3 separate regions of the Mus musculus genome follow, and all the other regions are linked to region 1. Evidence: chromatin loops called from intact Hi-C (ENCODE). Cell type or tissue: left cerebral cortex. All regions are shown on one strand. Each heading gives the region's core, and the rest is flanking DNA. Links, peaks and the distances in the headings are about the cores only.

Region 1 (10,243 bases), core at 826-8,825:
ACATGGTGGTACCCCAGACCAGGGATGTCTGCCTGGATCTTGGTGGTAACATGCTGCTGCAGGGCCATCTAGACATGTTCCTGTGTAGCAGCATGGGCAAGGACCTCGCCATGCTCCCAGGTGACAACATCAGCTACTCACATCCAGCTGTTCCTCACCAACCTCCATTTTCCTGTTCTTTCTCTCTTCATTGTGCACACACCCTTCTGATTCTCTTTCTCTTTTATCTCTCCACCCCTTACTTGTTCATTTTAGTGTCCCGTGGGACTTGTGGATGTCTGAGGTCATCTCAGGAGTGCTGTGCCCCGCCCCTGCCAGATGGCGCAGGGCAGAGGTCATATCTGACTTGCTCCCTGCCTGGTTCTCGGGCACCAGACTGGTGGTTGTCTGCTGAAGTCTCTAATTTTGAATGTGAGATTTATAGGAGATCCAAGTGGGGCAAAGTGCCATGAAGTCAAAGAAGATCAGACCGAGAAAAACTGCCCAGGAAAGGAGTTCAAGTCTTCAAGGAAAGATTGTGGAGAGAAGACAGGGAGAGAGAGGGGTGTACAGAAAAAATCCTCTAGAGGAAAAAAATGAGACAAAGTATGAATATTCTTTGAATTCTAATTCCAAAACAAAACTATGAAAATTCATGAACTGGTATTGAAAATTTGATATTAATTACTTCAGTATTTTATGTAAGTGTAGGAGAGGTGTGCATGCCTGTGCACAAGAAGGAACCAAGTTTCCTCTGTCACTCTCTGTCTGTGCCTTTGAGGCAGGGTTTCTCTCTCTCTCTCTCTCTCTCTCTCTCTCTCTCTCTCTCTCTCTCTCTCAATCTCTTTCTCTTCCTACACTCTATGAGGCTGCGGACAGCAAGCACTAACAATCCTCCTGTTTCTACCCCTTTCAAAACTGGGGTCATAGACACAAGAAAGATGTTTGGCTTGTTACCCAGCATGCAGAAAGCTAAGCCATCTCTCTAGCACCTGATTTTGTTTGTTAGGCAATGTCTCAAGTAACTCAGGGTGAACTTATACTGTGGCTACAGCCAATGCTGACCTTGAACTCATAATCCTCCTGCCTCCACCAACTGAGTATAGGCCAGCACCACAACTGGTTAATGTGGTCTTGACAGTTTACCCCAGTGCTTCCAGCTGAGCACCTCCATAGCACAACTGACCTATATCCTAAGCTGCAGGAGGTCTAACTTTACAAGGTTCCCTGGAATGCTTAGAGCTCATTTAAGGTATGAGCACCCTAGAACCGAGTCTGAGCGTTAAGGCAGTGAGGATGTGCATGGGTTCTTCCTTGCTGACCCTGAGTGATCTGCACAGGGAGAAAAGTCTCCTCCTCTTCTTCCTCCTGCTCCTCCTCCTCCTCCGTTTGCTTCTTATTGATTGGATATTTTCTTTATTTACATTTCAAATGTTTTCCCCTTTCCAGGTCTCCTCTTCGGGATGCTCCTACCCCATCCCTCCTCCCCCTGCCTCTGTGAGGGTGCTCTCCCCCACTCTCCCTCTCCCATCCTCCCATCCTGACATTCCCCTACACAGGGGGATAGAAATACCTCAGGCCCAAGGACCTCTCCTCCCACTGACGACCAACGAGACCCTCCTCTACCACATATTTGGCCAGCGCCATGGTTTGCTCTTTGGTTGGTGGTCCAGTTCCCGGGAGCCCTGAGGGGTCTGGCCTATTAACATTGTCATATATAGCTACCATACCCGGACATTATTGCTGATGCCAGTAAGTGCTTGCTGATGGAAGCCTGATATGACTATCTCCTGAGAGACTCTACCAGAGCCTGACAAAGACAGAGGCAGAAGCTTGCAACCAACCACTGGAGTGAGCTCAGGGTCCCCAGTGGAGGAGTCTTCTGCTTCTTATTCATGCTTGAAATGTTCTGGAAAAAAGACATAGGAGGGAAAAGCAAGCGACTTCTTTAAATTTATGATTTATCTAAACCTGCTAAACCAATATGTATGAAACATTTCTTATCCCACAGAGGAAGGTTTTCCTCTCATCCTGGGTTGGTTTCAGCTGGTACTAGTGATTAGCATTTCTCTGCATAGCGAAGAAGCTTCACACTTTTCCATGCCTCTGTTGTTTCTTCAAGTTTGTAGAGGTCATATGGGGTGGATACTGTAGTATATAATGTTCTGTGTGCTTCCACATGAATAACAGAGATCATATCTTCGAAACACATTTATCTAATAATATAATGTCTGTCTAGAAATCCTCTGGGTATTTATTTATTTATCATTAATGTTATGCACCAAGACTAATAACTCAAAGGCAAGGGAGACAGACTATGAACTTTGAGAATCAAAAGTTCACAAGTCCTAGCGATGGGCATAGGAGGTACATAAGTACTTAATTTATAAAACACAGGAGTGCTCAGCTGATAAAGTGCTTGCCATTGAAATTCCTGGGATCTATGTATGTGAGGTTGTACAGAGCAAGTATTTTAGAAGATGTGACTAGAGATTTGCAGAAGAGACTGGGGCAGGCTGTAAATTCAGTGGTAGATCTTAAGAGAAGAGATCAACAGAGAGGCATAGAAGGAAGAAGACACACCATGAATATGGGGGCAACATCCATAGGATGTTTTTTTTTTTTTTTTTTTTTTTTGGTTTTTTGAGACAGGGTTTTTCTGTATAGCCCTGGCTGTCCTGGAACTCACTTTGTTGACCAGACTGGCCTTGAACTCAGAGATCCACCTGCCTCTGCCTCCCAAGTGCTGGGATTAAAGGCGCACACCACCATGCCTGGCTTATAGGATGGGTTTTTGACCCAATATAACTGAGGAAAATAACCCAAGCATTAGGATACATAGTCCTTCATTTGCTTCCTGACTGCACTTGCAGCATTACCAGCATTCTCAGGCTCCTGATGCCTTCTCTCTATAATGGACCATGTACTCTCCCAACTCACACACCCTAATGAGATCTGTCTTCTTTAACTATTTTTGTTGAGTATTTATTATAAAAAGGGGAAAGTCACTAATACAGAACCCAGATATGAGGATGGCCAGAATATAGTAACAGCACAAGGCTGGTTTGGGAGGGCAGGTCTGAAGGTCACAAGCATGCCCTTCTTTGTTCTCTTCACAGATGCTTCTCTGAGGACCAAGGATGATCTTTAGGGGATTCATGACACAGCCAGTGTCAGAGGAAGATCAAGGGCTGCCCTAGCCATCTGCATTGAGGTATAACCTTTTTGAAGGGAGATTGTGGGTGGAGGTGGCTAATACAGGTAGAGACCAGGGAGGCAACAGGTTGGGGTGAAGATGGAGATTGACCCAGGACCTAAATATACTGAGAGAATTGGCCATGGGTTTCCCCAGCCCTGGACTTGGAATAAAATTAGGTATAATCATAGCTGTGGCCAGAGAAATAGAAATGAGCTACCGCTTCTCAGAGAAACAGAAGTCAGAAGAGTAATTGAACATGGGGACTTCAGACAAGCCTCTACAGGGGCAGCTTCTTCTTCAATTCCAGTTCACAGTGAAGAGAAGAACTTCAAAGAGTAGAATGTACTGGGTAGTGTACCCTGCAGTAAGACCCGAAGTAGTGAATGGCAAAGATGAGGACAGAGCTAATCGGCAGGAGGGCACAAAGTGAAGAACTTTCTTATGTCAGTAAAGTAGAGCTAGTGTTGGAGCTCTGGAGTGGGAGACTTGAGATTACATCAATTAGAAATGCCTTAAAACTCCCCCTATGGGGGGTCTGGAAAAATGGCGGAGCAGGTAAACGTGCTTGCAGCGAAGTCTGATGGCCTGGCTTCTATCCCTGAGACCTAAATGGTAAAAAGGGGAGAATTGTCTCATACAAGTTCTCTTCCGACCTTCACATCGATCCTGTGGTGGACACACACACACACAGAGAGATACAATCAGACAGACTGACAGACATGAGAGAGAAAGAGAGAGAGAGAGAGAGAGAGAGAGAGAGAGAGAGAGAATGTAATAAATGTTAAAAACCTCTCTCTTTAGGTACATGAATTGTGATACATTGTTTGATCTCATGACACGTAAAGAAAGCACTGAGATAGAGTTAGAGACTCTCACTACTATTCTTAAACAACATCGATCATGAATTCTATAGTTAATTTAGACTTACTTTCCATCTGTCTTCCTGTGAAAGAGCCAAGTTCAGGCTGCTGCAACAGGATCTAAAGCAGCTTCCATTTCTCCAGCAAAGTCCAGCAGAAGCCTGAACCCCGGGTGACTACTTTCATTGGGCCTTGATTGCTGCTGCAAAGTCTGACAGTCACGTTTATGAAAGTTTCCAGGATGCTGATCCTGAGGTCAGGATGTGGGGTGGGGGTGGGGGTGTGGGGTGGGGGTGGGGGGTGGGTGTTTGCTTTTAAAATGTGCGGTGCGTTTTGGAGCTTTGGCGCTCACGAATTCCATGTCTGTATGTAGCTTACTAGCAAGAGGATAAGCATAGGTGCGTGTACAGTGAGGGCGCTCTGCACGAATCCTCTTCTCAGCACACAGATCTGGAAGTTCTGCCTTCTGCCCTTACTCTCTGCCTTGCTTGGCTATTCAGTGGCGTGGGAGACAAGGCTTCTTGGGCCAGGAAGTTGACTCTGTTTTCCTCCGGCATTTGCCAGCCTTCAAATGCAGAGACACATGCGCTGGAGTGTGTGTGGCAAAGTTCAAGAAATGCATCTACATCACTCGGACAGTGAGCAGCGCAGAAATTCCCCAACTCTTTTGAAACAGATTGGTGACTTCCCACTGCCACTAGATGTCCCTCTGTGGCTTTTCTTTTGGACATCAGTGCTATGCACAGGGCAAGTTATTTCTGCTCTGCTGGATAGAAGAAAGTGCTCTGCCAGCTCTGAGAAGCAGTTTACATTGGGATGTTATCCAAGCTGGGACCTGCCACTGTCACGTAGTCCTCGTGCATGCCTGTAAAGGACAAGGCCTTGTGATGTGATGCAGAAGTCAGGACACTCTTACAGAGGTCAGGGAAACTTTCCAACTTTCACCCGCTAACTTCCCCAGCCCAAAGTGTATAAAACCATCTAGCATGCATAACTAGGTTTGTATATACCAGGGTGTGTGTGCAGGTGTCTGTATGCAGGTGTGTGTGTGTGTGTGTGTGTGTGTGTGTGTGTGTGTGTGTGCGTGCTGCTGAATGTGGATGCCAGAGCTCAACTCCTGGTATTGTTCCTCTGGAGCCATCCTCCTTGGTTTGCAGAGTTGCTCACTGGGACCTGAGACCCACTGGTTAGGCTGGGGACCTGTCTGTTTTATATTTATCTCCCCAGCTCTGGGGTAATGAGAGTATACAACCATAGCAGGCTTTGTGTGTGTTTGCTGGGAACTGAACTCAGGATATCATGTGTGTAGGGTACATATTTTACTGAGTTATTACTGCAGAGTCTTACTTCTACTCTGATATCTTGCAGGTCAATAAATGGTTTGCTCATAACCAGAATTTCTGCCACTTGCACTTCAGCACGGGAGTTTGAATTCTCTCTCAACAGCTTTCCTTATTAATTAACCCTGTCCACTAACTCTGCTCGTAGGTTTTTGCATGGCTTACTTCTCTTTTTGCTGTGACCTGACAGGAAGCAACTTAAAGGAATTAGGGTTTACTTGGGTTGTAATTTGGGGTTTGTTCAGCTGATTGGGTTGGAGGAAGCATGATGGTATATGTGTGAGGTGGTTGCGCACATGACATCTGCCTTCAGAAATCATAGGGAGAGAGGTCACGAAGTGGAGCTAGAATTATGAACTCTCATGGCCTACCCCAGTGTCCTCTAATGAGGCTCCACCTTCTAAAAGTGTCACATCTTCCCAATACAACCAACAATAACCAAGTATTGGCAGGAGCTTGCTGGGGTCCTTGAAATTCAAACGTTAATGACCCAGACATGGCATCTTACAAAGTATTAAATGTCTACTTACAAGTTTGCTCTTCGTTTTGTTACAGAGTCACACTTCGAGTGGTGCCAACCTAGGCTGATTCGACATCTTTGAAGAACAACCACTGACCAGTGAGGAACCAGAGGAGCTTGAAGACAGCTTGGAACTCAGATGTGTGCTCTGTAGCCTCTGCTCCAGGCCAGGCCTGGTCCTTCTGCTGGGTCACTGTTTATTTGGCCAATATTACTTTCAATAGTAAAGAAGCAATTATGGTAAGCATCCACAGTTGAGAAATGAGATTTTGTTTTTCAATTTCTGGCCCTTCTGGAGGAAAGTAAGTGAATCTTTTAAACATCACTCTGCATTCTTAAAAAGATAAAAGGTGCCATACAGTTGGATCCATTTTAATAATTAGCTATAGTGACACCTGGGTGATAGACTGTGAGCTGGCGTGCCCAGCAACCTGCTCTCACTGTAGAGTTAGTGCAAGAGGTTTTGTACTCTGCAAAATTAGAAAGAAAAGCTTTGCTTAGTCACTGAATCAACACTGTATGCTCCAGTAATGATTTATTAAGTGAGTTGTCTCCAATGCAAGTACACAGCGCCCCGAAACAGCAGTGTGGCGAGGGCTGGACAAGTGACACTTGTGTTCTTGAGACAATTTCTAATTCAGAAAATTGTCATAAGAAAAGAATAAACTACATGCCCCACCCCTGATACTGTGGGTTTGTTGTCTTAAACCAAGACTATAAGTATGTTGGCTTATACAGCTCAACAGCCCTGAAGTCAAAATTCCAGAATTCCACAAAAGTGCTCTTGTTTTTTTCAGGCTAGTCATAGCTAAAGTGACCCTCCACTTAGCTTCCTTGCTCTGGTAGAGACGGCATTTGTTCCTTACAGGTGTAGCTATCATAGTTGCAATGATTTTTTTAATTAGATATTTTCTTTATTTACATTTCAAATGTTATCCCCTTTCCTAGTTTCCTCTCTGAAAATCCCCTAATCCCCCCCACCTGCTCTCCAACCCACCCACTCCTGCTTCCTGGCCTTGGCATTCTCCTACACTGGGGCATAGAACCTTCACAAGACGAAGGGCCTCTCCCCCCATTGATGATGGACTAGGCCATCCTCTGCTACATATGCAGCTAGAGACACGAGTCCCACCATGTGTTTTCTTTGATTGGTTGTTTAGTCTCAGGGAGCCTCTGGGGACAGAGATTCCTTATAGAATATATATGTGAATGTATAGAATATAGATGATATGAATATATATGAATATATACATGAATAATAGGACTATGTACATGCACATGTATATATATTTCTTAGAATATGAATATATACATACACACAAATAATACATACATTTATATAGTCCCACAAACACCATCTTAATGTCAAGTGTTAAGTAATTCGTAAAAATAGTATTTACTGGTAATAACTGGTCACCTGTTTCTTTGGGAACTACCTAAGAAAAATATACATCACAAATAACAAGCAGGACTCACGTCTGCAGAGACTTCCTATATTTAAATGTAAAGCACAGAATATAAAAGATGGACGTCCAGTGTTGAGGAGGTTTCTCTGTGTGTGAAGTATTTGCCTTACAAGGTGTGGAACTGAACTCAGTCCCAGAGTCCACCAGGAACAAATGAAAACAGAGCAAGCAAGAGATAAAACAAACAAATAATGGGTTATGGTAGTAGGTGTTTGTAATCCCTACTGCATAGGGTTAGAGTGCAGAAAGATGTACTTGGTGAGCTCCAAGCCAGCGAGACAGACAATATCAACTATATCAGTGGATGGTGGACAAGTCATAGGAATGAAACATGAGCTTGTCTTACATACACACACACACACACACACACACACACACACACACACACACACACACACACACACACATACACACACATTCATAGCAACAATGAACTGAGGCTATATGCACATTAAATAATAACATTACTTTAAAATACTCCTCTAACTCTTGGCCAGCGCCATTTTACTTTGTCTTCATGATTTTGCGTACTCTATGTGAATGGAAGCATACAAAATTAGTTTCTGTCAGCGAGACGGGCTTATTTCACTTAGCATTATTTTCTCAATGGTGTGAGCCTGTCTTGTGGTATGTATCAGGATTTTCTTCCTTGTAAAAGTGGACTAATACTCTTTTTATGCTTATATTATGTTTTGACTCTTCATCCTAACAATGTCCAAATGACTAATTCTATATTATAGCTATTGCAAATGATGTTACATTCATTACAAATGTCTTCTTTTCAAAACCTAGCTTTAAACTCTTTTAAGTATGTATCAAGATTATTGTACTTATAACTTTTAAAGGTGATTCCACAGTTTCCACAATGGCTTTTCTATTTTTCTTTTTTCTTCTCTTTTCTTCTTTTTTCTTCTCTTTTCTTCTCTTTTCTTTTCTTTTCTTTTCTTTTCTTTTCTTTTCTTTTCTTTTCTTTTCTTTTCTCTTTCTTTCTTTCTTTCTTTCTTTCTTTCTTTCTTTCTTTCTTTCTTTCTTTCTTTCTTTCTTTCTTTCTTTCTTTCTTTCTTTCTTTCTTTCTTTCTTTCTTTTTAGACAGGGTTTTCTCTGTATAGCCCTGGCTGTCCTGGAACTCACTTTGTAGACCAGGCTGGCCTTGAACTCAGAAATCCACCTGCCTCTGCCTCCCTAGTGCTGGGATTAAAGGCATGCCCCACACGCCTGGCTAAATTTCACAATGGCTTTTCATTTCACCTTCTCACCAAAAATGCAGGATTCTCCGTATCCTGGCCTCCATGTGTGATTTTCTGCTTTGTTTTACAACAGCAGCCAAGCTCCTGATCTGAAGGGATTCTTCCCTTCAGCTTCCATTTGCATTTTCCTATTGAGTGCTGAGGCTGAGTGGGTGTTTGCACGAACGGCGCTCTTTCTGATATCTTCTTCAGGCAAACGCCTGTTCATACCTTTCTGCTTTGAATGGAGCTGTTTTGTTGATGGCAACTGAGGACACTCACTTGGGATACTTACCACTTATGAGATAGGCGATCTGTAAGCACGTTCTTTTGATATGTGGATTAATTTTTACTTTATTGATAATGTCTTTTAATTCACACATTATAAAAAATTCCACATATGCAATTATGAAGTGTGGGCAAATTAAGGTTATAATTGTAGATACACCGGGTTGAGGTCAGAGGATCATGTGATGGCCAATCTTCTATGTCAGTTTGATGGAGTTTGGAGACACACAACTGCAGGTTTGTGAGGACATTCCCAGAGATATGTAACTTAGGAGAAAGGCTGTCTCTCAATGCGGATGGCACCATCTCAGGAGCTACAGTCCCAGACTGGGTAGAAAGGGAACAAGGGATCCAGAAGTTGTGAAAAAGGGGCAAGAAAAAGAAAGGAATTCCAATATCTGATAGTATAGAAGGTAAGGCTTTTACACACGTGTTGAAAGACACCAAGGCACAAAAATAAGACTTTCAGAAAATTAAAAACTAATATAAAGTTTTATAAAAAATCTGAGAGAAGGCCAAACTAAGGAGAAATCTGGAATCATAGGGTCAGATGAGTGAGTTAGCAGGAGGAGCATCTAGGATAAGATGACTGATGAGATAGCATGCACGGAAGTGAGGGGATGTGAGTGATAAAAATATCTCTAAGTTCCTCAAAAGCTCTCAGCAATGATAAAGATATTTTTTTAAAGACAAGGACAGAGCCAGTCATGAATGAACATACACACAACAATGGTGACTGCATGAGACCCATTTGAGTTTGGAGAAAAACAATCCTCAAAAATCAATCAAAATGACTAAATTATAAAGAGAATAGGGTAACTCAGCAATCATGGTTGGTAAATCTTATATATGATATTTAAAAGCCTGATAATTTATAGTATCATTAAACTTTGGTATATGCATCTATAGCCATATTCTGTCAAGATCTACAATGCCCATATTCTTTTTAAACACAAAAAGCATATTTGTTCAAATGGCTATCTAATAGTCTATGAAGAAAATGTAAACATGTGAAAGGTTTGAAATCTTTCATAATATGGAGCCTAGTCTCGGTGTGCTTAACTAAAATCAAGGCAAGAAAAGACATGAGACACAGTTTCATTTGTTTAAGATTTAATGAACACACTTCTTCATTTACTGTGGTCTAAAGAAGAGATTGTAATGAAGGTTTAAAACATTTTAATTGAATGATAATAAGGACTTTAAACTCTGGAGCTTGTAGTATCAACTAAAGCTATATTTTTAGACTTAAATATTTATATAAGAAACCTACAGACTAAAATATTTACTTAAGAAAGCTGAAAAATAAAAGTATCAAATTACAATATTTTACTTTCAGTGTACAACGGTTTACACAGAGATGCT
Region 2 (10,243 bases), core at 1,583-9,582, 1.2 Mb after region 1:
AACGGGTGTCTTCCTCCACCACTATTCACTGCAGTTTGAAGGGGTCTCTCAATGAACCCGGAGCTTCTGGATTAGGATAGACTGATTAGCCTAAAACTCCAACAATCTTCTGTCTCCATTTGACTTGTGCTAGATTTACACGACAGACCACTAAGTCTTGGGTCTTGCAGGCATGCCAAGGACTCCACTCAGGATGTTAGGTTTGCACATAAGTTGTTTTATTAACTCCCCAAACTCCGAGTTGTGTAGTTTGACTCTTTTTCCAGGGAAAGCTGAGCCACAGACAGGAGTTTGTTTGTACACTATACTGTTTATATACTGTGAAATTAAAATTCCTGGGACCTTCTCAGTGCTACTAAATGGTTCTCTGAAGTAGTGCTGATTTCTGAGTCACGTGACAGCATCACAAGTCAATAGGAATATGATTGCTAATGAAGTTTAAATAATTAACAATACTTCAAATCATAGTGGATATAATGGCCATTTCCTCTGCATCCTGCTTATCAAGTAAAATCATCCACCAACGCCCAGAATGCTCTTTTGACTTATGTTTGGTGGTTATATGGGTAGGAGGAAATAAGACACACAATATTTCCCTAAAAGTTGGCTTCTTAGAGGTCCCTAGGTCTTACAAACTTCATATGCCCCAGTACAAGGGAACGCCAGGGCCAAGAAGTGGGAGTGGGTGAGTAGGGGAGCAGGGCAGGGGAGGGTATAGTGGACTTTTGGGATAGCATTTGAAATGTAAAATAAAGAAAATATCTAATAATGTTGGCTTCCTTACAGACAATTACAGTAATAATCGCCAAACACAACAAACTATCATAGCCTTATTATACCATATAAAATAATTGGCATACACAATACTTATTGCCCTAGCTCTTCATTTTACTTTCTACTCTAGGTGGCTAACAACAATCAGAACATGTTTGCTGTGTATCTTGATTGTCCGAGGTCAAGGGTACAAGAGAAATTGGTCTTCTTGTTACGGCCAATCGAAAAGTTCCTGTCTCACAGAGGATCATGTTTGAACTTTACATGGAAAACATTCTGCTTTATAAGCTTGAAGTAACAAGCCCTCAAGTGTCAATATAGTGTGGCCTTCTTTAACTTGTAGGGAATATAAACCAAGCAACAGCATATTTGGAGGTCCTTCTCATTGGTAATGTAGGAGGAGCTCAATGATCTTGGAATGTCAGATCAGTGGTGGCAACTACTTTATGTTTCTGTTTACAAAAAGAAAGGAAAAGCACATAGAGGGAACAATTGATGTATAGTATCTGCCCCACCTGTTCAACAACAGGGAGTTGCTGACTGAACACAAAGTGTGGTTCTGTTTATTGTTATTTTAAAAACATCAGTACTCTCATGATGTGGAGTAAATCAAAACCCGTAAAACACATGGGTTCTTTTTATATATATACAATAAATGATAATATATGTGTGTTCACACATAATACATAATTCATATGTTCATACACATAATACAATGATTTTTCCATAAGAAATACTAAAAGCCAATATATCATTTAAGATGTTAATTGATACATATGGATGCCATTATTTTAATTGAACTACAGTTGACACATAGACACAAACTGCATAAGCCTACTACTATGTAGAATCTAAAAAATAAGCTTTTAAGAAATAAAATGATTATTATAAGAGATTGGGAGACATGTGGCAAGGAGACTGTGCAGAGAAAGGAAGAAATAAATGGGTAGACATTTGTTTTCAGCATGAATTGTCTAGCTGATGAGCAGCAAAAGGACAGGGACGCTTTCCAAAGACAGAGAGACCAGAGGCACAGGGGTCACAGATTTTCCTAATTAGGCTAATTTCATTATTTGCCACTGGATACGTATATCACAAGACTACATTTCCCTCATCAATACACACAATTAGCATTTGCGGGTTAAACATTTAAAAACACTGATATTGACAATTGGGAAGGAGAACAAAACTAATCAAGATCTCTGGAGCCTGTTAGATAATGAATCACAGCAGTCCTCAGATGTAATTTTTATTGACCTAAAGAGTGCAGGCTCAAAAAATTTCAGGCCATGAGTTCCCAGGAAGGTGGAGTTGACTTCAAGTTTTCTTCCAAAAACTTCTATGGTTTTAATACAAAGCAGTAGATGTCCCCTTAGTCCACGTATGATTAAGGGCCTTTTGCCTTTTTGTGTTTACCCCAACTTTGTTTGGCATCTCTCGCAGTTATTTGTTCTGTATGATTCATTTGAGCATAGAGACTGGACGTTTGTCTCACTCACACTCCACATTCTTGCCCACCTATAATGAACGGATCGTGGAAATCTACAGGAGAGAAATCCACTCAAAGCTGGTTGTGATGAAAACTTTCTCTCATCACTTTAGAGACGCTCAGTAAACCTGACAGGTCCTGGAATCTGTTTTACGTTTGCAGTTCTTGCCTGATAGTCAAGGGTGTTCAGGATAACATGAAAGAGAGCGCCTCATCGAAGCCACGGGCTCCATAGTAGTACAGAACGCAAGACAGAGACTGGATTCAAGTCTAACAGTTTTCACCTACAGGGGACTGGAGCGAAAATCTAAGTAGATATAAAATCAATTTTTATCAATTCTAATAAGTAGTTGAACTGGAAAAATTAGAAATTTATTAAGTTATATGGCATGTATAAAGATAAATTTGACCAATATGTCAAATGAGTACATACTATATGATGCCATTTATATGAATTTGTTCAAAATGTAACACAATTGTAGTTTCAAAGGTAGATTGATGCTATCCCAAGGAACACAAAGGGGCTAGTGATTAGAGTTATTGACAGTTAAGGGTGGCCTTTTGGGGTGATGCATACGTTTCCTACTTTTGTGATGGTGAAGGTTAACTTCCTTAGCTATACTATTGGTTAGTTATCAGTTGTCAAAAATATTGCCACGGGGATTCAATTTCAGCATAGGATATATACACACAGTAGTGTGACCTAAGATACTGCCCCACGTGCAATGGAGAGGAGTGGCTGTCTTGTTACAAAGACAAATTCAAGTGGTGAACAAAAATGAATCTGACTTCAGAAAATCTGAGCTCACAAACTCCAGGTGTATCTGAGAACAGGACCTGAATTTATACCTTGATAAATTCACAGAGACAACAACATATTAGTAAAGAAAGACGTAAATTTTAATTATTTTATTTCAAATCCCACTAAGAAAGCAAAATAAAAAATTCAAAAATCATGAAATAAAATGTTAACTAAGAAGAATTTAAAAATGAGAAGAGATTTAAGGGCTATAGAGGCAGAACGACAATTGATAATACCTATTGCTCTTGTAGAGGATACAAATTTTGTTTCCAGCACTCACATGACAGCTCATAAGCATTTGTAACTTGAATTTCAGACCATCTAATGCCTTCTTCTGGACTCCATGACAAATGTATGAAGTTGCTACACATATACAAATGCAGGCAGGCACTCATAGTCACTAAAAAATAAATATCCTCAAAGAATTAGAAGAGTATTGACCTTTCTCCATTAAAAAAAATCCAAAAAACGGTTTCACAAACATGATCTGAAACATCTCAGAATTCTGAAGATGCAATCTATTAGTTGAGCATAATGCAATGGTAACTTGGTACACATACGCCTTAGAGGTTACTGTATGTGGACTTTACAGTGGAAGCTGGGTAACTGAGTAACCCCCTGAACACCACTTAGTAAATGGAGAACGGCAGAAGACCCTTTCAGAAAGACAGGGATGTGAATGTAAGTCCTATGTAACATCTTGTAACAGCAGCTTCAAAAAAAAGTATCTCCTAAAATATCCACTAATCAAAGAAATTAGCATTTCAAATGCTTTAAGTGTAGGAGAAAATACATACTTCAATAAGTTCCAAGATGAAGCAGTCGTCATCTTGATGACGACTATTGATGAACACTTGTGTTGGGGAGACCACTACGGAGAATCATTTCCTACAGCATATGTATACACCATAAATAGTTTAATATAGTCATAATCCATTTGATGATTCAATGGTAAATAATGTTCCTATAACAAGAATATAAGTGGCAGTTGCTAATTTTACCAGAAGCTGTGATTCAACCCAATTGGAAAGATAGAAGTGGACACGTGTGCAGACAAGGAGCTATAAAACTCTTCTGAAACAAATTCAAGTGCTCTCTCACCATAAACATCAAAATAGAATAGCCACGTTGTTATTCAGACATAAAACATGGAAGATATAATGGGAAATATTGTGATGATATTGTCTTATTAAACACCTCAGTAAACTGTTTCATCACAAGGCCAGGAATATGGCAAAGTGTTTTCTGTGCAGGTATGAGGACCTACATCCATGTCCACAGCACAAGGGTAAAACCCATGCTGCCTGTGACCTCAGCCTTGGGAGGTAGATCTCCCCACAGTTTGCTGGTGAGCCTTTCCAGTTCAATTGATTAGTTTCAGGTTCTGTGAGAGACAATCTTAACAAAACAGAGAACAATCAAGAATGAGTCTGACATGTTGTTTCTGCAGGCCCAGGTACACAACTGTACAGTTGTACAAACATGTGCATTCTGCCCAACAAAAACAAACCAAAGTGAAACTATTTCCTTTTTAACTGTGCCTTGTACACGTATCACAGGTGACAAAGTATAAAAATTATTTTAATTTATAATTAACAAATTAAAGTGAAAAAATACAGTATACTTTGCATAATATTATAACAGCCAAAAGCCCTTCATTTAGTGACAAAGATAATTTGATACATTTAAGATCATGCTGGGTTTGTCTTTATTCTGAGACGAAATCAGTAAATTATTAAGATACAAGTATCAAGTACTGATTTGTCCAATCATTTCATAAAGGAATGTATTTCCTCAAAGATGAATTTTTTCTGCCATATCTTCCTTAACCTGTATTTCATTATGAATGTTTAACATGAATTCTCAGAAATATCTACACACAACAGTGAAAAGAGACTGCCACTCTGCAACAGTCAGCTCTGTCGGTCTAATTACCATTGGGCACTGCTCTGAGTTGAAGTGTTACCAATTTGGAGCACTTCATCCTATCTGCCGCACCTGCATTCTATCTGCTGATGTGCATTACCGCCATCTTAGCCCTGGAGTTAAACTGTGGGAAACGATTGATTATTAAGGAAGGTGCGCTGAGCTGCACCGCAGCGCCATCTTTTGGTCGCCTTGAGAAATGAACCAAGTTTGTGAGGAAGACTCAATCGTTCCTGTTTTGTTACATACCTTTGCAACACAATAAAAGTAGGAAAACAGTTTTAAAATAAACGTTACTCGCGAGACGGTGGGTCCAAAAGACATATCTGAAGGGAAAATATGTGAGCTTTGTTCACACATCAAACCCTGCAATATAACTTTAGAAACCATTTACTTCTGTGATTGCTAATTTCTTTGAAAAGCACTGAGTTTCCATGACTCTGTAATATCACGATTTAAAAATGCTATAAGCTCTATATTATTAATACACTTTTATTGTTTTCTTCTAATTTCAACTCTTAGGTCTTGGTCATTTCCATAGAATTGTTTGTAAGTACTTGAATGATAATCAAATATGCACTTTCAATTTTTAATAGTCTATGGTTTTGACCCTTTTAGAGAGTTTTTTTTCTTATTATTGACATTTGCATTTTGTTTATTAATTTTCTCTCTAGACTCCTGCAATTCTCTTTTTTTTCCTGTAGATTTTTGGTTGTTTGTTTGTTTTGTTGGTTTTGTTTGTTATATTGTGTTTTTTGGTCAACATCTTTAAGACATTGTTGTTAGTGCATTCACCTTAAGTTCTGCTTAGGGACAGTGATTGGCTAGATACTCTTTGCCTTTAAAGTCCCAAACTTATTTTCTCTGTATCACTTGTGATGATGATGATGATGATGGTGGTGGTGGTGAGGTTGAAGACTGGACATTCATGTGTAATGGAGTGATACCTGTGAGAGTCAGGTTCACCTCCTTTTCCAGGACTTGCTGTTCCTGTTGCTCTTCTAGACTCACTGGGAATGGAAGATGAGCCTGACGTGTAAAACTCTCAGCTGTTTTCCTGCACTGTTCCCTGAGCATGCCCGTCTCCTTTTACAGCCTACAGCATATGCGCCCTTTGAGTATAGAGTGCTGCTTCTGAAGAAGGAAATGAGAGGAAGCACAGCAGTACGGCTAAACTTTAAAATGGCAGATAAACACTTGCAACAAAAGATGGAGGATTTAATCAGTGGCTAACTCAGAGTCTCTGTTCGTCAGTGTGATGTAGAATATGAAGTCATTATTCTCCGGGGAAAGATAACTTAATACCTGTAACCCCAACAACCAGGGCTTAAGGTAGATGATTGCTGCAAGGTTGTAGCAAGGCTGGGAATAGTGTGAGCTTTGGGAAAGCCTGGGCTACACTTTGAGACCCATTCTCAAGGTAAATTAACTGTTTTGTTTTGTTTTTTATTGTTTTTGTTTTGTTTTGTTTTGTTTTTTCAAGACAGGGTTTTTCTGTGTAACTGTCCTGGCTTTGTAAACCAGGCTGCCCTCACACTCACAGAAATTCACTTACCTCTGGTTCCCAAGGGCTGGGATTAAAGGTATGTGCCACCACTGTCTGGCTTAAATTAAGTAATTAATAAAAGAAGCTCATTGTTTTAGAACACTTTAAAGTTTATCTTGTAAAAGAGATTAAAGAGAGTATGTGATTATCACCATTTTAATAAGACACTTTGTATGTTTAAAAATGTAATATAGAACACTCCAGAAGAGGAAATTGGAAAGGGGAGGGGTATATGTATATGTATATGTATATATATATATATATATATATATATATATATATACAGTTAGCAAGTAAACAAAAACAATGTTTTCATTTTGTCTTCAAAAGCCTGCCCTAATTAATGCTATGCTATTCTGAAATCTATCTTATTAATATGCAGAAGCAATCATGTAAAAATAGAATCATTTCACTGTTATAGTTGGCAGCTGAGGCTTCAGTCACACCTCCTCCCACACACAAATAAATTGTGTCTGCAAATTTTTGAATATTTACCAAGTTCCTGGAACAAATATTTTATCCAGAAGCATCTCCTTTCCTAAGAATGTGCAGCTATAAAAGTTTTCTGATGCCACCGTACAACTTTTTAGTGACATCTATAGCAAAGACTACTGAAGGAGTGCCTTTCCCCGCTTGCATATGGGTGGTAGTATATACAGAATATGATTTTAGGTGTAGACATATACATAATATGTCTTCGTTAACTGAGTGACGTATTTCACAGGGATAAATAAGTGATATTCTCCTCAACAAAGTGTTTTTGATACTTGGTAATTTGACCAATGAAAAATCAGGCAAAAAATAACAATACAGAAACGCAAAGATCTTCTAACAAAGTAACACAGACAGAGTTAATAAAAAATGCTACGTATTTTATTCTTTTATTTTTAATTTTCTGTTTGTAGATATTAATTCATCACGTTAGAAGTCCAGTTTACTCTCTTAACACCTCCTGGGTTAGTCGGTTTTGTGCAGCTTTGGCAAAATAAAAATTAAGAACACAACATAAACCAGGACACATTTGCTATGTCCCATGGGTTCAGACGCCATGCCCCTCTTGTTTAGCCTCACATCGTGGTGGTGGGAACCAATGGTGCAGAAGACTCCACCATAGGAGACAGGGAAGAAATAAAGGACGGAATGTGGAAGCAGACATAACTCACAACAAACAAGCAAACAACACAAAACAACAAAACCAGTGGCTTATTCTTCCCAAGTGGGCACCACTTCCTAAAGTTTGCAGAAAACTTCCTTTATAGCATAACGAGATAGAGACCTAGTACTGAACACAGGACCACATTTAAACTGTGTCATTTTTATGTGACCTGTTTGTCTCTACAGCCAGCAATTCCATCACATCGCTACTATTCGGTATAAACTGAGCCAAGTTGCCTATTAATATTGAAACTTAATCTAACTTTAAAGTCAAACTATTACATCATTTGTGTGCTTTTCCTGTTTATCCCTGACTTCTCTCTCACAGATGTCTGCTTCATTTCTTTTCCTCACCCAACAGTGGTTCCACCTACGTATGCACTTTTAACTTGTGACTGCTTTTCTTTTAGTTTCTTTTTTATATATATACTTTTTATTAGGTATTTTCCTCATTTACATTTCCAATGCTATCCCAAAAGTCCCCCATACCCTCCCACCCACTCCCCTACCCACCCATTCCCACTTTTCGGCCCTGCCGTTCCCCTGTACTGGGGCATATAAAGTTTGCGAGTCCAATGGGCCTCTCTTTCCAGTGATGGCCGACTAGGACATCTTTTGATACATATGCAGCTAGAGTCAAGAGCTCAGGGGTACTGGTTAGTTCATAATGTTGCTCCACCTATAGAGTTGCAGATCCCTTTAGCTCCTTGGGTACTTTCTCTAGCTCCTCCATTGGGGGCCCTGTGATCCATCCAATAGCTGACTGCGAGCATCCACTTCTGTGTTTGCTAGGCCCCGGCATATTCTTTTAGTTTCTTAAACAGTAAAAGTAAGTAAATAAATAAAGAATGCTGAAAGGTAACTTCCCCATACTTCCCCCCACATCATCTTTATAAACTCTATGTCACATGTTACACTTCTGCTCCCACGAGTTTGTGTATGTCAGTTGCTGGGAGCTACTGTAAAGAAACACCTGACACTGGGTATTTTCGTGTGTATAGTGATTCTTTTGAATGTCTGAAGCCAGAAGCCCAGGTTGCCAGTGGCTAGGGCCTGGGCTATTTGCTTCTGAGAGATGTGTGAAAAAATCATTTCCATCTCTATCGCCAAAGAGAAAAACAAAACAGTGTTTAAGAAATTTCTTACTTTTTTTTTTTTACAGTTTTCAAAGTACCAAAAGAGCCCACTGAGCTAGAAGTAGAAACAATTAATATAAAATCAGTATCATAGAAATATCTGGAAGTACCAGTAGAAACTTTGACCTTTAACTGCGATAGTCCCCACCGATGCACTGACCTCTTCCCTCTGGACACATAAAGTAAACTTCATCCAGATTATATTTAAATAGATTGTGCTTTATGTAGACCTTAGTGACAAAGAATTACACTGTGGTGGGTGTTGACATGGCAGTTGCATTGTAAAACATAGCTCATACGCACCAGCAACACACTAATAGTTGGAGTTAGTAAAACATTTAACATATAAAAAATTTCTAATGCAAATCAAAACAACCCTGAGATTCCACCTCACACCAGTCAGAATGGCTAAGATCAAAAATTCAGGTGACAGCAGATGCTGGCGTGGATGTGGAGAAAGAGGAACACTCCTCCATTGTTGGTGGGATTGCAGGCTTGTACAACCACTATGGAAATCAGTCTGGCGGTTCCTCAGAAAACTGGATATAGTACTACCGGAGGATCCAGCAATACCTCTCCTGGGCATATATCCAGAAGATGCCCCAACTGGTAAGAAGGACACATGCTCCACTATGTTCATAGCAGCCTTATTTATAATAGCCAGAAGCTGGAAGGAACCCAGATGCCCCTCAACAGAGGAATGGATACAGAAAATGTGGTACATCTACACAATGGAGTACTACTCAGCTATTAAAAAGAATGAATTTATGAAATTCCTAGCCAAATGGATGGACCTGGAGGGCATCATCCTGAGTGAGGTAACACATTCACAAAGGAACTCACACAATATGTACTCACTGATAAGTGGATATTAGCCCAAAACCTAAGATACCCAAGATATAAGATACAATTTCCTAAACACATGAAACTCAAGAAAAATGAAGACTGAAGTGTGAACACTATGCCCCTCCTTAGAAGTGGGAACAAAACACCCTTGGAAGGAGTTACAGAGACAAAGTTTGGAGCTGAGATAAAAGGATGGACCATGTAGACACTAGCATATCCGGGGATCCATCCCATAATCAGCTTCCAAATGCTGACACCATTGCATACACTAGCAAGATTATGCTGAAAGGACCCTGATATAGCTGTCTCTTGTCAGAGTATGCCTGGGCCTAGCAAACATAGAAGTGGATGCTCACAGTCGGCTATTGGATGGATCACATGGCCCCCAATGAAGGAGCTAGAGAAAGTACCAAAGAAGCTAAAGGGATCTGCAACCCTATAGGTGGAACAACATTATGAACTAACCAGTACCCCGGAGCTCTTGACTCTAGCTGCATATGCATCAAAAGATGGCCTAGTCGGCCATCACTGGAAAGAGAGGCCCATTGGACACGCAAACTTTATATGCC
Region 3 (10,243 bases), core at 1,188-9,187, 300 kb after region 1:
ATAATCAGAAATCGATCCTAGATTCCTACTTGGCAAAAGGTCATTCATTAAAAGAAATGTGTCATTATATATCTTCTTGTTTATAAAAATTTAACATAATAGCATAGGTATTCTTTAGAACATAACATACTATCTTGAATATTTTCTCATATATTTAGTTTAAAAGAAATGTAAAACATGCCCCACAATATTCACATTGTGCAGCTGTTACTCAGATCCTCCTGACTCACTGAGAAACACTTAGAAATATGTTTGTGGAACTTGTGTGGGACTTTCATTATTATTTTAAGTTAATTTTCGCAATTTAGAATTACTAAATATAATAATGTATATGCTGCCATATAAATAATACCAATTTAGATAATAAATAACTCTATTTTATGCATATTCTTACATTTCTTCTCTATATGTTATGACTTTAAACTGTTTTATTGAACTAAATATGAGATTTTGTTTAAATTTTATTCCATGTTTTCTTAACAAGATTAATTTTTCTTATAATTTTAAATTATTGATTTTGTCTAATAGATAATCCATGTTTTTGCTAAATACTCAGTATTTGTCTTTTTAAAAATTAAGTTAGCACAATATCTTTTTTTTTTTTTTTTTTTTTGGTTTTTGGTTTTTCGAGACAGAGTTTCTTCTGTGTTGTCCTGGCTGTCCTGGAACTCACTTTGTAGACCAGGCTGGCCTTGAACTCAGAAATCTGCCTGCCTCTGCCTCCCGAGTGCTGGGATTAAAGGCATGTGCCACCACAGCTGGGCTAGCACAATGTCTTATCACCTAAAATAGTTGGTATTTGTCACATTGTTTTCTTAGTTTAATATCATGTCTTATGATACACCGATTTGGTAACAGGTAATTTTCACTGCTATGACCTGCTACTTTTCTATTTAAACTTTTTCTTGTTATTGTTAAATAAAGGGCTATTGCTACCTCAATATTGTTTCCCAACATTTACCATGTTTTCAGGGCTTAGTTGCATTAGGCTTTTATTTTGCTTAAATGCCAGTTATAAACTAAGTATGGAGAGTCACATATGTAACACCAGCACTGAGCAATGACACTGAGGCAAGGAAATCACTGAGGACAGCCTGAGATACATGGTGAGTTCCTGCCCTGCCTGAGCTACGTAGCAAGCCCCTGACTCAGACAAATCTTATCAGTTATCATCAAGTAGCTAGCTTGTGCTCCATTCACATTCTCACACTATATAATATTTATGGGAATGTTTGTGCATATCATCCAGTTTACCAATAACTTCTTTCGCTCAGATTAATGTATTTATTGCCACATTATATTAAAGCAAATATTATATTTATTATAGATTAAATATATTTCATACTTTATATAGTTTAGAGAAATTAATATCATTATGTTGTTAAAATTCAAATATTTTTCCAGCTTTTTTAACCCACTGGTTTTTAGGTGATTACTGAAATGAATCCATTCACTGAAGATTTAAAATTATTCAGGTTCTCACCGCAGATATATGAAAAACAGGGACATTTGATATCTTTAAACATTTTTTTTTCAGTTAGATAAAAAATTTGTTTCTATACTATCATATCTTATTATTTTTTCAGTCAAAGTTGCAACATTATTTTGGCAAATATATGCTACTTTTTAAACATACTACTGAACATTTTGTGACCTTGTTTCTGTGATAGGTACAATGTTGGAAGTTTTGCAATGATTGCACTATTTATATGAAGAACCTATTAAAAACTTTATGTCATATTTTGCCTCTGGTTCTTGATATTCACTATCATTTATTTATAATGTTAAATTAATTTTCTTGAATCTCTTAATAAGACAAAATACAGGATTTTCTTACTTTACAGCAGCTTCCCGAGAGTTAAATTACTGTTACTATTTATTATTTTTGCTGCGACAAAATTTTCAGAAGATGAATAGAGAGAATATTCTTGCTTCTTTTAAAAAAACATCATTTTTTGATTAAAAATTTAAGCAACTTGAAGATCAAAGAATTAAATAAAGTCATGTCACATAATAATCTCTTAGTAAATACAAAAGTTGAAGCACCAAATTAATGGCCATCTAACGCGTCGTTCTTTCCCACACTGTGACTGGTTTGTGAGCCCCACAGTGAGACACTGAAAACCAAGATGGAGTTAGAAGTGTGGTTTCTGGCAGGTGGGGAGGGGGGGGGACTCTAAAGCAGCAGCAGACATGTCTTCAGGGAAGCGAGCTCCACAGCCTTCGGTTAGAGGGAAAAGTGCAGATAAACACAGCAAGAGACCAAAGGGAGGGCCGGTGTCCTCAGATAACAGGCACTAGTTCAAGTGGGACCCCCAAACTCCCAGATTTCAGTTCTCTTTGCTCCAAGGGGCACACAGTCAATGCTGCCTGGAGCATCCTGACATAGATTAGCATTGCTCTCAGCTTGAAGTTTTAAATACATGCCACACAACAATAAGGTATCCTAAAAGCGAGTAAGTCTTAAAACCTCAGGTCAAAATACTTTTCCTAAAGTGTACTCTGGGCAAATAAATCAAGTTTTCACTTTCGAGAGCAACGTTATACGTATAGTAAACACACGCTAAACGAACGCTGAAGGAAATCTGAACACGGTCTACCTTGCTAAATAGCTGGTTTTGGAACACCTAGTACGTTTTTGCAACATTTTGTCCACTGGCCTCTATATCGACCACCGCAGTGAGGGATCTAGAAGGAGAAAAATCTTCTAATTATTTTATAGTAGAATTGCTGCAGTGGACATGTTTGAAGAGAATCACATCTTCGAGATATCTCGTTCAGTTCCCACTCTAATCAAGTCCGCAAATCACGCCTTCCTATAATGTAAGATAAATGATTAAGGGTCCATTTTCTTGTTAATTCCCATTAGTGCTGATGAGAGCCAAGCACACGTACCGGAGACAGAGGACCCTCTATGAACTAAGAAATGATAACTGGATTAAAAAAAAAACAGGGTGGATTTTAAACCGGCCAGGCCAAGCTCCCTGACTCCCTGACTGTTTTCTAGTCATCCTCTTAAGCTGAAAAAGAGCCGGCGCTTCCACCAGTACTGTCTCCCTCCGTGCTGAATGTTATTATTACTTAACCTTTGCCGAGTTTGTTCCTCGACACTTTCATGCATGCCTAATGTGCATTCAGATGCCTGCCTGTCTAATCCTCCCCATCTGATCCTAATTACCCCCCGCCCCCAAGAATCTTCCCTTCCCACATTCGTGACCTTTTTTGTTGTTCAGTTTTTAACCAGGCTATCTGTGCGACCATGGGTCTGGAACTGTTGGATGCTGGTGAGCTTTTCAGTGTGTCCATAGCTGAAGACGGTGACTGCCCCTTGAGGATCCATCTCTCTGCGACCCCACACGCTCCTTCTAGATCCAAGATTGATTATCATCAATTTAACTGAGAAACTGGCCGTTCCTGCTTTGTTTTTCTGTTTAGAAACAATTTTCGGGATCTCTTTATGATAGTAGGGTGACGGGATTCACTTTATTTCCTTTTAAGGGGGCTGTGGTCCACTAGGAATTCTTTGCTTTGCTCCTATTGCTGTTAGCCACCCAGTAATTCTATTAAATAAATCCCCAAACCAAGCCATTCTAGTAATGTCTATTTACAACTCCTTACTCCTTGCTGTCACGAAAAGCGTGGTAGGGTGCATGCAATGGAGGAAATGAAGGGGCCGCAACCGTTTTCCTTCTCAGTTTTCTTCAAGAATCTGAATAGGAGATATCTTTTGCTTTAAACCTTCATCACGCACGAAGATACTTGTGCCAAGATGGGTTAGCAGTGGCCATCCTATCAAATGCAAACCCGTGTTAAGAAACGTAGAATAGATAATTTTTAATCGTACAAAATTTAATGCTTCTGTTAAGAAATAAAGTATTAAAAGTCACTTCCCGGAGAGTGAATTTATACCGAGCTGAAAGTTAGGGTTGCTGAGCGAGCTTTGAGTGATATGATAATCATGTTTTTCCCTTCAGTTGTACGAGGGGATTGAAGTTTATATACTCAATAACTAGAAAAGAATCATGAAGGATCAGGCTGGAGGAATCTGTCGTTCTCCATTTCTCCTGCCACTCCCACAGGGAGTCTAATATTTCCCCCGTGTCTTTGCTGATACCTGTGCCAGGCATGGTTTCCAAGAGCAGACTGTATTGAAATGAGTACATCAAAATGCCCGGGTTTTTGATTTTTTTTTTTTTTTTTTGAGAATAAAATGGCTACCACACCTGAGTTTTAAATTTCATTAAGTGCAGGTCTAACAGCCTTTTGATGACTTGATTCAGGTTTTGCGTCATTCTGAATCATGAAGGAATAAAATACTTGTTCAGAAGAAATTAACATTTCATTTGCTTTTTTGGTATTGGCATTCCGATGGATGTTTGGGGTAAAGTCTGCGGCAATGATGAGATTTGCTTGTTTAATCCTTGTTAACTGAACTAATGATTTACAGAGTATGAGTGAGGTCCCCACTGGAGGAGTATGCAAGAATATTGCTTATTTACTGAATTCATTACAAAAAGTGATACAAATATATCAAATGTTTTCTGTAATGAGCATGGCACTTCCTTAGGATAATGCTTGTTTCCTTGCGTGAAACAAAAATATATGGCCAAAGGTTTATAAAATGATTACAGTGTAATTTAAAGAAAAATAAGGCAGTGAGCACTCTTGGCTTCATACGTGTTTCACATTGATGTATTAATTATTATAGACATCTTATCATCTTTATTAAAATGAAATATGACCAAGTACACAATAACATCCCTTTCCTTAAATTTGAAGTATGAAAACCTTTTTTTTTTTTACAAATACTTTAGTTAAAAGAATTATTTATTTATGTTCAGTTACCTTGTTAATAAATTCCAGTTAGGAGTGCTTATACTCTGCTAATGGAGAGCCATATAATCTAACTTATTATCAATATTACAATGACTTTGTGAAAAACCCCAAGTTCACTTTTAGCTAATTTTCTAAGTTTCTCACAGTGATAAAGTAAGCTATATATGTGGTTGTGAAATAAAAATACTTTATTCCTGATAAGTGAAAATTACATAGAAAATTTTACTTACAAAACAACCCTGTCACAGGCTCTTGAAGTCACGATTCTTGCATATATGTCCATACCCAGCATTCTGATGTGATGTGGTACTAGTAGAAATTTACATTTCTGTAGAGAATCTGAGTTGTGGAAAGTCAATCACTAATACACACAAATACATGCTCACAGACATGTGATATCGCAGACATCAGATATACAGACAGGAACGGTCTCTGACCGATGCCCTTGGAGTAGATGTTGTTACTCACACATGACAAGGGGCTGCTTTTCTCCAGTCACTGACACTTCACAGTGTTTTGTTAATCAGAATGTGCCTAATTACTCATCACTACTGACCAATTACTCAAAGTACAAGCGTTCTTGGCTGTGTGCAAAAGCTTCATTCCTGAACAAAGTTACTCCATTATCCTAAATAAATAGCAAACCACTCCAGAAATCCATTCTGTAAGGAAAGTCTCAACTTGGTATATTGAGACTTATTATGTAAATCTTCTCATTTATGTTACAAAGAAAGAGCTGTCTCATATTATATCTTATATATATGTACATGTAACATAATATATGACAAAATATAGTTAAAGATATAATTATATAACATTATATATATTCATATATATAAAACATCTATTATTTGTTCCATGTGGAACAGGTGGAATTATCAGAATATGTTAATATATCATAATTCTATAGATAAGACCCAGTAAAAAGTATCATCAGTGACACAGGCATTTAGAATATAACTTTCTGTGAATGAATGACTACAGAAAAAGCTTATTAGTTGTTTTAAAAGATGTTTTAAAAAAAAAAAGGACACTAGATTTTTTTTAATGCAATGAAGTACGTACCGGTCAATTTCATATAGTAAGTAATTACTCTCTACTAAACAAATATATGCACTTTTCTGTATAATAATTTGATATTGAAAAAAATGATCAAAGGAGTGGGATGTGATCTATAGTCCACCTTTGTTCCAGGGCCTTCACAAATTCCTGCTACCCCACTGCCCTCCTCCAGGGGGCGCGGCTGCCTTGCTGGTTTGCCTGGCTTCCCTTTCCCTCTGAGGTCCTGAGCGGCCCCTGCAGGCTTTCCTGAGGCTGACTGGCCTGGATTCTGTAACTACTCAAAGAAGTGCGTTTTATTGTGATGATTGTTTGTATTCTTTTAAACAGGGCATATGCTTTAGCCTTTTGATGAGTACTGAAGAATATTATAGTTTGTTCTGCATAGTGGCATAATGGCTCTTTAACTAACATTTTGGAGATTTTCAGAATTCTCTTAAAAATCCATAGCCATTTCATTGTCTGGCCATGGGGTTGTATAAATAAAGGGTGCACATATTTTAACATTTTTATTATGATAGTCATAATTTGTGTGTGTGTGTGTGTGTGTGTGTGTGTGTGTGTGCACATGTGTGCTTTGAGTCAAAAAAAGCATAGATTGGAAAGTATGTTAACAATAAGAAAGAAAGAAAAAAAAACAAAAACAAAACCCAAACCTTATCCTAGCAAGCGGCCTCATCGGAAAGTTGAGAGAATGCGAGTACAGTTAGAGGACAAAGGGTGAGCTCTTAGGAGAAAACATAGCTGGGAAGAATTCTAGAAGTTATCTCTCTGCTTTCTACTGCTGGCTTCAGGCAAACTTTGCCTAAACTCTCGTAGACAGATGGGTATCTGCCCTGTTTTTAATGATATCAAGGGAAGCCATCCCATAATCTCTTAATATCCTTCTTTATATCTAATCTGTTTGTCCATTTAATTTAGTTTATCTTTGGCAGGCGTGGATAATGTTACCCTTTACAATATAATTAATCATAACCCTGATAAATAAGATATTGCTTATATGTGAAAGAAAAAAATGCCCATTTCCCGAGACAGAGAATATCATTATTAGAATTTTAAACAGAGGCTTTGATATTACTTGTCACGGTAAGGGACATACATACTTAGAAACTTTGAGACTCTCTGGAGCCAAGGACTGAATCCAGTTTGTAATGAGGAGATAATTCTCCCTTCAGAAGAGTAACCTCTTTTTATTATAGAAGCGAGGGTAAGTTTTACTTTAAAAATGGATAAGATCTTTGCACAATCAGAAGTACAGCTCTGAGAGCCATGTCAGACTCTGGCTTTTAATGTCTCTTCATTGATTGCTTAGCACTGACGAGACTTCTGTTCATATGGATCGATCTATATAACTCTACCCACACTCCAATGCATTTCTGTTATTTTAATATAAGGGAGCTATATTGTATTAGTTCATTTGAAGTCAGAGCTTACTTTTGCCTTTCTCAGATTTTCCTATGATTTTTATCTATGAAAAATTGTTTTCTACTATTTCAGAAATATCAGTATGAAATAATAATGCAGTCAAGAACTGAATAAAGTTCCTGCATTTCCTCCACCCCCCCCCTCTCTCTGTGTAGTCTCTCTTTGTGTATTTGTGTGTAGTTCAGGGATGTGAATCTTTGGCCTTGAAAATGTTCTGTAGAGTGTAGTTAAGCACTGTACCACCTCCTGAGCTACATCCTCAGATCTCTTTTTTCTTTCAAAATATTTCAGTGTTAAAACAGGTCTCACTCAGTTACCTAAGCTGTTCCTGAACTCATAGTAGAGCTCAGGTAGGCTTTGAGCTTGCAGTTCTCCTACCTCAGCATTCCAAGTAGCAGGACTAGCTGGTCTGAGCCAGCATGCCCGCCACTGTTGTCCTATACCAGGCAGTAAAATTAGTAGTGGCACAGGTAGCTTCAGAAATACAGCCAGTGAGTCATCACTATGCTGGCACAGGGTTTCTGTGATGCACATAAATCGGAGTTCATAGATACAAGGTAAAGAGCAAGTGAGGGAACTTTATATGAAGATAAACTAATTGCACATTAATGCTGTGTGCAGTGCTTGCTGAGATGAAGTTAGCTGAACCTCCAGCATCTAAAACTCCATTACACTCTATAATTTATATTGAAATATGCATACATCTTCTGTTTCATAAGCTACACATGAAATTAATATCATTAATTTATAACACAACACCTGTACATTATGGCCTCATATAGCACAATGCCTATACTGGGGGAAATAAATTCTGTTTATACATCCAACTAGAGGGATAACCATTCTTGGGAGGAGTCATTTTGATTGTGTTTGGTTGAGGAAGTATGACTAATTTGAACAATAAGTTATAATGATTTGTGGAGTTGCAATTAGCCCTGGGATCCTGTTTCAGACCTCGCAAACTTTTTATTAAACAGAAAATGTAAACAAATAAAGGTGCCTCTGATGGTCTCCCACTTCCACTGTTTGCCTCTTCAATCCAGATCTTTCCCTATGGACTGTCTTATGAACCAAGTTGTAGCAATAACTCAGCAATAGTGTCTTCATATAAATCTATGTGTATGCCTGTAATGCAGCTCTCGAGGGGATCAAATATCTTTCTGATTTTAAACTCAAGGCCAGAGTGGTTTTTACACAATGAGAATCTTTCTCAAAAACTATTTAAATTAACCAAAGAGGTAAAGTTAGCAATGGCCATTTCAGTTATTGCTTGGGATTAGATAGGCTGTTTGATCCCAATAAAATGGTCAGTTCCAGGCATAGACAAAGGAATTGTTGGCCCACAATGTGACCAGATTGGACTCAAGAAATACAGTAGTCATTGCAATCCTATTGGAATTATTGCAAAGAAACACACAAACACTCATACCATAGTTCTTTGAGAAGACACATGCCTTGAAGAAAACAAAGTCTTCAACAGGGTGTGATAGTACCTGGCTGGAATCCCACCTCAAGGCTAAAGGGTAGCCTGGTCTATGTAGCAAATTCCAAACTAACCAGGGCTTCAAAGTGACAACTTGTTTCAAAGAACCCAAACCCAACCCAACCCAAAACCAAACCTAACTAAAAAAACAAAAAACCAAAAAAAACCCCAAACTAATCCAAACTAATACCAGATCCAAACTTAACCAAATCAAAATCAAACCAAATCCAAACCCAAAACCAGACCAACTAAATCAACAGCAACAGCAAAAGCAAAACCCAAATCCAAGCAGGGCGTGGTGGCACACGCCTTTAATCCCAGCACTTGGGAGGCAGAGGCAGGTGAATTTCTGAGTTTGAGGCCAGTCTGGTCTACAGAGTGAGTTCCAGAACAGCCAGGGCTACACAGAGAAACCCTGTTTTGAAACAAACAAACAAACAAACAAAAAACAAACAAACAAACAAGCAAACAAGAAACCAAAACAAAACTGAACCAAATCTAAAACCAAACAAAACCAATCCAAATGAAAACCAAAACCAAATAAAAACAAAATCCAAAACAAACAAAAACCAATTTAAAGGAAAACCAAATTCAAACAAAATAAAACAAATCCAAAGCAAAGCAAAGCAAAGCAAAGCAATACAAAACAAAACAAAACAAAACAAAACAAAACAAAACAAAAGCTTAATTTTATCTTCCATTCTAATTTCTTACAAAGTCATCAAATCAGGCTTTGGAAATCTAAATATATTATAATTTACATATTTATAGTAATTTAACCAAATATTTTAAATAAAATTAGATTTAAAAATAAGGAAAGTCCACTTCTGCATCAGTTATAAATGACATTTTTATGAAACCACATCGTGCTGTAGTTAGTGATGTTTTACCCTAGTCTGCTTTTGTAAATCTATGGTTATAATTTTCATCTTTGTGTATTAATTTGTCATTGTAAAAAGAATGATTTGTGCAGGAAAGCGTCATAGTAGATGTTGGATTGGATAATGTTAAATCCATCCCAATGGCAATATTCTACCACGATAAAGGCCTATGCTGGATCAGATCAATGACATCAATAGGATGGTTACAGAGTGAGGGGAGCCTTTTAGATGTTTAGCATATTGTGTTTGAATGATAAAATTAAGATGTATTTCTTAATGTCAGCAATGTATTGAAGGGACAGGGACCCACTGACAGTTTTCAGGTGCTAAGAATTAGAAGTTTGCTTCTTCTCTTTGCAGAAGCTAAGCAGTGCAGCTTACTTTCTGCAAAGGCTGCTTTCTACAAAGCACTCATATTTAACCTAAATACATTTGTCTCTTAGCACATCAAGTTCTTAATTGTCAAGCATATATTACCAAACTGGAGTGGAAGATAAATGAATATTTTATGTGCAGTCTCTAAAGGGATAAGAATTAAAATTTAAATTAAAAGGCATTT

The links. Hi-C counts contacts between places; a loop is a spot of excess contacts. Peaks named below come from ENCODE experiments on the same cell type or tissue, not always from the same donor. Only the 100,000 strongest peaks of a DNase experiment are listed, where the experiment ranks them.
Region 2: it touches region 1 in a loop (4-fold over the local background); 3 of 42 quality-filtered maps call a loop at or near these places.
Region 3: a loop joins it to region 1, with 4 times the contacts of the local background. A loop is called at or near these places in 6 of 42 quality-filtered maps.

The regions. Positions count from the first base shown.
Region 1 is chr6:138,167,219-138,177,461 of GRCm38, forward strand. Gm30213 (a long non-coding RNA gene) reads left to right here. Exons shown (of 5, transcript XR_869528.3): 2 at 3,099-3,193; 3 at 4,131-4,293; 4 at 5,934-6,138; 5 at 10,218-10,243. Among named protein-coding and RNA genes, the nearest start is that of Gm30213, 5.8 kb to the left of the region's middle. In left cerebral cortex, for the core only: a CTCF peak has its summit at 4,734; DNase peaks (open chromatin) are centred at 4,161 and 4,754.
Region 2 is chr6:139,386,394-139,396,636 of GRCm38, forward strand. No RefSeq gene overlaps it. Among named protein-coding and RNA genes, the nearest start is that of 4922502N22Rik, 69 kb to the left of the region's middle. In left cerebral cortex, for the core only: a CTCF peak has its summit at 5,173 (motif pointing left); a DNase peak (open chromatin) is centred at 5,149.
Region 3 is chr6:138,471,710-138,481,952 of GRCm38, forward strand. It overlaps a transcript of Lmo3 not described here. Among named protein-coding and RNA genes, the nearest start is that of Gm30332, 33 kb to the left of the region's middle. In left cerebral cortex, for the core only: a CTCF peak has its summit at 6,080 (motif pointing right); a DNase peak (open chromatin) is centred at 6,090.